Linked DNA regions of Homo sapiens: region 1 is linked to region 2. Evidence: chromatin contacts called from ENCODE Hi-C or POLR2A ChIA-PET data. All regions are on one chromosome and are shown on one strand. The core of a region is the stretch at or near the end of the contact, and the rest is flanking DNA. Distances in the headings are between cores, read along the strand shown.

Region 1 (4,102 bases), core at 843-3,342, 100 kb after region 2:
TCTTATCTAGAAAATGTCTACCTGACACAGTTGCTATGGAGGACAGATGAGCCAACACATGTGAAAGCCCTTTTGTTATAAACTAAAAAGTGATATTTGAGGGATTATTATTTTCAGATTGAGGGATTATTTTCAGATTCTCTATCCATGTCTCAACCGACATCTCAGCTTTCCTACTAAGACTCGAGAGATCAGCACATCCCACCAAGCTTCTAAGCCCCACAATAATCTACCAAAACCCCCATTCCTGTCTAACCTATACAAAAGCCAGCAGCTAAGAACACACAGCATCTACAGAACAGAAACTTTATCCCAGCTCAGGGACAACAAAGTCTCTCTCCCATCCTCAGATCTCATCCCTCCTGGACAGGTTCTTTCTTCCCACCTTAAGTCTCCCCACTTCTCAAACATGCTCCATCCAACTGTTGACCAGGTGTCATTTCCACCTTGCAGTCCAACTTCTGTGGGAGGTGGACACGGGGAAAGAAGACCACCACGGAGGGGATGGCTGTATGTGTGTAGAGGAAGTATTGGTAGTAGAACTAAAGATTCTGCCAGCATTTTGTGTCCAACACAGTTGCTACATGTACTATAATTATCTCATTTGTGTGAAAATTCAAGGATCTGCATTCTGCTATTTTCATCAGGCTGAACTGCAGATGCTGAGGAATATGGCAAGAAGTTGGGGTTCAAAGTCTGATGCCAAAGCTAGCAACCCGAGAAATAAAACCGCTGATCACCAGCTCCCCACTCAGGCCCAGCCCCCTTTTAGAGCCCCCAGACTCCCCACGCAGGGCCCTAGCCCCCTAGTCTTCCCCGTCAATGCCCTGTTGGCAATACAGCCATCAGGTTCTATCAGAGTGAGCTGTTTTTATATGATTATTTTCCCCCCTGGGAAGACGGCTTTGTCTGTGAAAGTCCCCCCAACCAGGCGCCTTATAAACGCCTAAAACAGACAGAGTTGAGGAGAAAGGAGGGGAAAGGAGGAGGGAGCAAACCCGGAGGGGGGCCCTGAGGTTCGCAGCGGGCAGGATGGGGGTATGAGGCCGGAGTCGGCGGCTCCCAGGCCCCCAGCCCCGTCAGGGCGCCCCCGTCCCCAGGCGCCAGAGCCGGGGTCCGCAGCCCCCTAGCACTCCCTGGACGGCCGCGGGCCTCCCACAGGCCTCGAAGTCCAGAGACTGATCCTGCGACCGGAAACGCCCCCCTGCCCAGCAGGCCCAGACCGCGCCCCCCTTTCCTGCCGCCCCCTTCCCGCGGGCCCGGCTGCAGGCCCCGGATCCCCGGGCTCGCGTGGCCGCCGCAGCCGAAAGGGGCGGCCCGTCGGGCGGCCCCGCTCCCCGGCCCTCGCCGCGGCCCCTCCAACTCCGGGTGCTGCGGGGCCAAGGACAACACAAAAGGAAGGGGGGCCCTGCCAGCGACGCCCCTGCCAGCCCCCGAGACCCCCTGCGCGGGGTCGGCAAAGCATCTGGACACCCCAGAAGCTCCGGACGCCGAAGAGAGAGGCCCCACGAAAATTTCAAGACACCTCCTGGGGGCTGCAGGGGCGGCCAAGTCTCCCCAGCGCCAGGTGCCCCCGGCCACACGGTAACTTTTAAACTTTGGGGCAGGGCACGGGGACCGGGATCCCCAAAAAGGAGCAAATGGGGTTTTAGAGACGATTTATTTTTTGCAAAATCCCACTTTCCAGGTGGCCCGGCGCGCGGCCCCGGCCTGGAAAGGGCTCTCTTCGCCTCTTCCCCAGCCCTGCCCGGCCCGGGCGTCCCCGAACCCTCGCGCGCGGGCGGCTCCGGACGCAGTGTCCCCGGCCTCTGCCCCGCGGGGCTCGGGCCGCGCCAAGCACTCACCTCCGCCGGGCTGCGCTCCCCGCGGGCCTGCGCCGAGCCCGATAAATGGTATGCTATGACTAGAGGTATGATTACGTTATTATTATTAGTAATAATAAGAGTAAATGCTATTTAATTACGGGCGGCCGCATCCTGCTCCCGGCGCCGCCGCCCCGGCAGCTCCGTCCATGTGGCTCTGGAGCGCTTTACTTTCATTTCCAGCCCCTCGGCTGGCCGCTCGCGGCAGCACCCGCTGGAGGCACTGTCTCCCTGCAGCTCTTCCTCCTCGGGTCCTAGAGAGCTCGGCTCCCGTCGCCTCGCCGCGCCCGGGGTGGGCGGCGCGGGCTGCGCACCTGGGGAGAAGGGCGGGGGGCGTGGGGGCGAGTCGGGGAAGCCCCATTCCCCGTCGAAAGCTCATGCCTGGAATTCACCTTTATTTTCTTTAAAAGTGTCCTGCCTTTTAGGGGGGTTTCTTTTGGCAGTTCTGCATTTCTGGGCTGATGCTGCTCAAACCCAGCGCCTCCGCCCTTCCCCATCTGTGTCAAAAGTCCCCCCGCCCCCCTTCTCCGGCTTCCAGGTGCTTTCATGGAAGGCTGCCCAAAACCCTGGTTGCGTTGTGCCCTTCTCATAGATGGGAACCGGAGACACATAGAAGAATCAGGACCTCACTTGGCTGGAGTTTTATGTATAGGATGTTAAAAAAAATATTGAATGACACTTGTTAAAGACTACAAGGCCGACTTTATTGGCATCATGATGGGTGTAGGGACCACTGCAGTGGGTTTTGCGGTCAGGGAGAGTATTTGGGCTCAATTCAGAAATCAGCATGGGCAACTGGGAATTTATGAGGAAGGAGAAAGGATCCACTGATTGAGCGCCAGTGCATAGGAAACTGCATCAGAGATGAGAGGATTCTCGCTTAAACCCATCTAACAAGATTCTTGCTGAAGGCAGGGCAAGGTGATCAGACATCACCTGGGGAATGGTGGAAAATGAGGAACCTGATTAGATATTGACAATCAGGGCTGGGTGCAGTGGCTCACGCCTGTAATCTCAGCACTTTGGGAGGCCAAGACGGGTGGATCACCTGAGGTCAGGAGTTCAAGACCAGACTAGCCAACGTGGTGAAACCCCATCTCTACAAAAATACAAAAATTAGCCAGGCGTGGTGGTGGGTGCCTGTAATCCCAGCTACTCAGGAGGCTGAGGCAGGAGAATCACTTGAACCCCAGAGGTGGAGGTTGCAGTGAGCCAAGATCATGCCATTGCACTCCAGCCTGGGCAACAAGAGCAAAACTGTCTCCAGAAATATATGTGTGTGTGTGTGTGTGTGTGTGTGTGTGTGTGTGTGTGTGTGTGTGTGTGAGTTCCCAATACCCCCTAGGCAATTTACAATGAAACACCCTTGACAACTTATCACATTTACCACCATGGTTATTATCACTCTCATTTCATCGATGAGGATGCTGAGGCCAGTTGGATTGCTGCATTTTGCCTCAAGTGAACTAGATGGCAAATGGTCTGGTGATTCCACCACCCCAGGTTGCTGGTGAAATAATGAACACATATTCTTGAAGAGGACTGTCCATCATTCAAGGGGGATTCAGCAGGACACCAGCCTCTTATCTCTTCAAGTTGGTACCAACTTGTTCAATTGTTTGGGCTGCCTAAGATGGTAAAGGGGTCTTTATTACAAGACCCCAACCAGAGGTGAGGATGCTTTGGAGAAAAGGGCCAGGAGGAGGCCGGGCGCGGTAGCTCACGCCTATAATCCCAGCACTTTGGGAGGTTGAGGCGGGCGGATCATGAGGTCAGGAGATCGAGACCATCCTGGCTAACACGGTGAAACCCCATCTCTACTAAAAATACAAAAAATAAGCTGGGCGTGGTGTCGGGAGCCTGTAGTCCCAGCTACACAGGAGGCTGAGACAGGAGAATGGCGTGAATCCGGGAGGCGTAGCTTGCAGTGAGCCGGGATCATGCCACTGCACTCCAGCCTGGGCGACAGAGTGAGACTCTGTCTCAAAAAAAGAAAGAAAAAGAAAAGGGCCAGGAGGCTGGCATCGGTAGGCTTTCTGGGAAGCCCCATGTTGTCAGTCCCATGTTGTCACAGTGTGCTCTATGTCCCCATGTTAAAGCTGAAATAGCAGTAACAGCCACCGCTTCTTTACTATGAGCCAAACACTTTGCATATGTTGATTCTTTTACCCTCTCAAAAACCCTGTAGCTCGGCACGGTGGCTCACATCTGAAATCCTAGCACTTTGGGACGCCAAGGTA
Region 2 (3,917 bases), core at 1,135-3,634:
ACAGGCATGAGCCACCAGGCCTGGCCCCAATTTTTTTGTATTTTTAGTAGAGATGGGGTTTCACCATATTGGCCAGGATGGTCTTGAATTCCTGAGCTCAAGTGATCCGCTCATCTTGGCCTCTGAAAGTGCCACTGTGCCCAGTCTATTCTCTCTTTTTGACAGATGGGGAAACTGAGGCTCAGAGCCAGGCTTGTCAAAGGCATATGGAGGACTGGGGGTGGTGGGATACAAATTCAGGCAGCAGATAGACTCCAAGTCCGACGCCTCTGCAGAACCCCTCATCCCAGATGCCTGGCTGAGCTACCATCCCCACCCAACTCCCTCCACGTCCCCTCCCTCCCCAGAAAGAGCCTAGAAGCACAGGCCTTGGGCGGCAGCCAGCCCTCCCTTCCTCCCAGGCTTCTGTGCAAGCCCTTGGACCACGTATGCCAGTAGCCATTGGAGGGCAGGAGGGGCGGCGGCTGAGTCAGCTGGTGCCCACAGCACTGCCTGGCACGGAGGGCCCTGGAGGCTTTGCTGAGAGGACAGATCTGGAGGCTGGACCCGAGGTCACCGCCCAGGACGTGTCTACAGCTCCACCTGGTGGTGATACAACACCGCTGTCACACCCAGCTCTGGTGTTATCCTCCCCACAGCCAGGTCAGCAGATATTTGGGGAGCAGCTACTGCTGCTGCGCATGGGCAGGCCAGGCACTGAGAACAGAGCGAGGCTGAGGAGATGTGGGGGCACGCACTCCAGGCAGAAGGAACAGCAAGTGCAATGGCTCTGAAACAGGAAGGAGTTGGGAAGACCCAGGAGGAGCAAATGGGTTAAAGAACTAGACTTGGGTGCCAAGGATGGAGAGGAAGAAAGGCAAGGCTCGGTGGTTCACATCTGTAATCTCAGCACTTTGGGAGGCCAAGGTGAAAGGATCACTTGAGGCCAAGAGTTTGAGGCCAGCCTGGGCAATACAGTTAAGACCCTGTCTCTACAGGAAATTTTTTTTTTTTTTGAGACAGAGTTTCGCTCGTCACCCAGGCTGGAGTGCAATGGCATGATCTTGGCTCACTGCAACTTCCGCCTCCTGGGATCAAGCAATTCTTCAGCCTCAGCCTCCTGTGTAGCTGGGATTACAGGTGCCCGCCACCATGCCCAGCTAATTTTTGTATTTTTGTAGAGACAGGGTTTCACCATGTTGGCAAGGCTGGTCTCGAACTCCTTAACTCAGATGATCTGCCTGCCTTGGCCTCCCAAAGTGCTGGGATTACAGGCATGAGCCACTGCATCCAGCCCCATTTTGTGCTGGTATGAATAGAGATTTATTTCTGACAGCTCGGGAAGCCGGGAAGCCCAAGATCGAGGGCTGCATCTGGTGAGGGCCCTCTTGCTGTGTCATAACGTGGCAGAAGGCATCCCATGGTGAGAGGGAGCAAGAGCTCCAACGTGCAGCTTCAAGCTCTTTGTTTTTAAGATGGAGTTTCGCTCTTCTTGGCCAGGCTGAAGTGCAATGGCCCGATCTCGGCTCACCACAACCTCTGCCTCTCGGGTTTAAGCAATTCTCCTGCCTCAGCCTCCCAAGCAGCTGGGATTACAGGCGTGCGCCACCACGCTCAGCTAATTTTTGTCTTTTTAGTAGAGACGGGCTTTCTCCATGTTGGTCAGGCTGGTCTTGAACTCCCAACCTCAGGTGATCTGCCCGCCTTAGCCTCCCAAAGTGCTGGGATGACAGGCATGAGCCACCGCACCCAGCCACCTCAAGCTCTTTTATATCCATTCGTGAGGGTGGAGGCCTTACGATGTAAACACCTTCCATTAAGACCCACCTCCCAACACTATTGCATTAGGGATTAAGTTTCCAACCCATATATTCTGGGGAGACATTCAAACCATAGCACCGTCCTGCGTGCTGTACGCTGGGAAGACATAAGAACAGTGAGGAATGGTGCACCGGGCCTTGTGCCTTAAGAGGGAGGGCCAGCTGGAGGCAACACACTGAGGCCCTTGTCCTGTCCCCTCTACCTCTGATCCTTGACCTTTGCCCCGTCCCCTCTACCTCCCTGTAGTCTGGACTTCCTGGAGTCAGCCTGAAATCCAGACCTGAGTGGACGCCCACTACTCTGTTTGGAGAAACCTATGGGACAGCTAGGCAGTGGCTTGCTGTGTGCCTAGCTCCTGATGACAGAGCTGCAGCTTAAAATAAAAGCCTCCTGCTCAGCACTTACTTAATCCTGAGGGGACCGGGCATCAGGACGCATGGTTGCGAGGATTTGCTTAAGTGAGAGGCTGATGAAAGCTCCCTGAGGGCTGGCTGGGGGGTTGGGGCACCCATCTTAAAACCTGTTTCTGATTTCCTTTGCTGCTCACCCCTATCTCTGGCTGGCAGCTTTCCCGGATTAGCTGCTGACGTCAGGAGCTGCCAGCTGGGCCAGCCTGGCACAGCCACGGGGCAGTGTGTGAAGGGCTGTCTGGTAATAGGGTGCAGTAAAGGAAGGGGGCATGTGTCCAGCTTCGGAATTTGTCCTTGAAGGAGCTGGGGTGGAGGGGAAGGAGAAGGGTCGAGATGTGCTGTCAGGCACGCACATGTGACCTGTGTAGCGCATCCTTGTTGGACAGAGAGAGAAACAGCTCAGGGAAATGGATAAGTTGTCCAAGACCACACAGCTGGTCTGACCCTGGCTGCATCCCACACCAGCTGGTAGACAACCCGCGATGGGCAGCAGCTGCTGGGACTGGAGGTGATGGTCTCCATGTAGGTCCGTACCTTCCTCTCTGTCACCATAATGGCAGCTGCTGAGTGGTGTTTGCCCTGCTCCAGGTGTCTTCGTGGGACAACTGTCTTATGAAGCTGGTGTTCGTTTTTGCTTTTGTTTTTTTTTTTTTGAGATGGAGTTTCGCCTTGTTGCCCAAGCTGGAGTGCAATGGCACTATCTCGGCTCACCGCAACCTCTGCCTCCTGGGTTCAAGTGATTCTCCTGCCTCAGCCTCCTGAGTAGCTGGGATTACAGGCATGTGCCACCATGCCTGGCTAATTTTGTATTTTTAGTAGACAGGGTTTCTCCATGTTGGTCAGGCTGGTCTCGAACTCCTGACTTCATGATCCACCTGCCTCGGCCTCCCAAAGTGCTGGGATTACAGGCGTAAGCCACCGCCCGGCCGCTGGTGTTCCATTCTACAGGTGAGAAACTGGAAGCCCAGAGAAGGGAAGTGACTTGCCCACGATCATACCCCAAATTGGTGATGGAGGCAGGGTTTGATCCTAGGACCGTCGGAGTCCAAAGCCAGTGCTCTGCCATACATACAGAGATTTCACAGCTTTGACATGTTTCAAGCCCATGCCCCTGTGCTTGCCGTGGCTGCACAGATCTCCGCTTTGAGAGAGCGCATTTGCATGCAGAGTAGAAAATACAGAGGGGGCCAGGCGCGGTGGCTCACACCTGTAATCCCAGCACTTTGGGAGGCCAAGGTGGGTGGATCACTTGAGGTCAGGAGTTCAAGACCAGCCTGGCCAGGCTGGGCACGCTGGCTCACGCCTGTAATCCCAGCACTTTGGGAGGCCGAGGTGGGACGATCACAAGGTCAGGAGATTGAGATCATCCTGGATGATACGGTGAAACCCCGTCTCTACTAAAAAATCAAAAAAAAAAAAAGTTAACTGGGCTTGGTGGCAGGCACCTGTAGTCCCAGCTACTTGGGGGAGGCTGAGGCAGGAGAATGGCGTGAACCCGGGAGGTGGAGCTTGCAGTGAGCCGAGATCACACCACTGCACTCCAGCCTGGGTGACTGAGCGATAGTCTCAAAAATAAATAAATAAAAATAAAAATATATATATAAAAGAAATATTTGCAGGCTGGGCGTGGTAGCTCATGCCAGTAATCCCAACACTTTGGGAGGCCGGAGGTAGGCGGATTGCCTGAGTTCGGGAGGCCGAGGCGGG

What was found. A loop is a pair of places that touch in the nucleus more often than their neighbours do. ChIA-PET counts read pairs that join two places held with the same protein, here RNA polymerase II (POLR2A). Pooled maps may share reads with other maps.
Region 1: a loop to region 2 is called in a pooled map, with 2.8 times the contacts of the local background. The contact joins the promoter of ZC3H7B here to the enhancer-like site in region 2. A Hi-C loop is called at or near these places in 6 of 50 pooled maps. POLR2A ChIA-PET finds 5 or more read pairs at or near these places in 9 of 52 experiments (AG04450, T-cell, WTC11 and 5 more).

The regions. Positions count from the first base shown.
Region 1 is chr22:41,299,515-41,303,616 of GRCh38, reverse strand. It overlaps ZC3H7B (zinc finger CCCH-type containing 7B), which reads right to left and starts at 2,092. Exons shown (of 23, transcript NM_017590.6): 1 at 1,845-2,092. It also overlaps a transcript of RANGAP1 not described here. RefSeq lists silencers at 1,716-1,785, 2,066-2,405 and an enhancer at 1,483-1,984.
Region 2 is chr22:41,400,643-41,404,559 of GRCh38, reverse strand. No RefSeq gene overlaps it. Among named protein-coding and RNA genes, the nearest start is that of TEF, 21 kb to the right of the region's middle. RefSeq lists a cis regulatory region at 2,013-2,026 and an enhancer at 1,948-2,092. Within about 2 kb of position 2,384, at least 26 of the 41 ENCODE cell types and tissues checked have a DNase peak (open chromatin) inside an H3K27ac peak, as active enhancers do.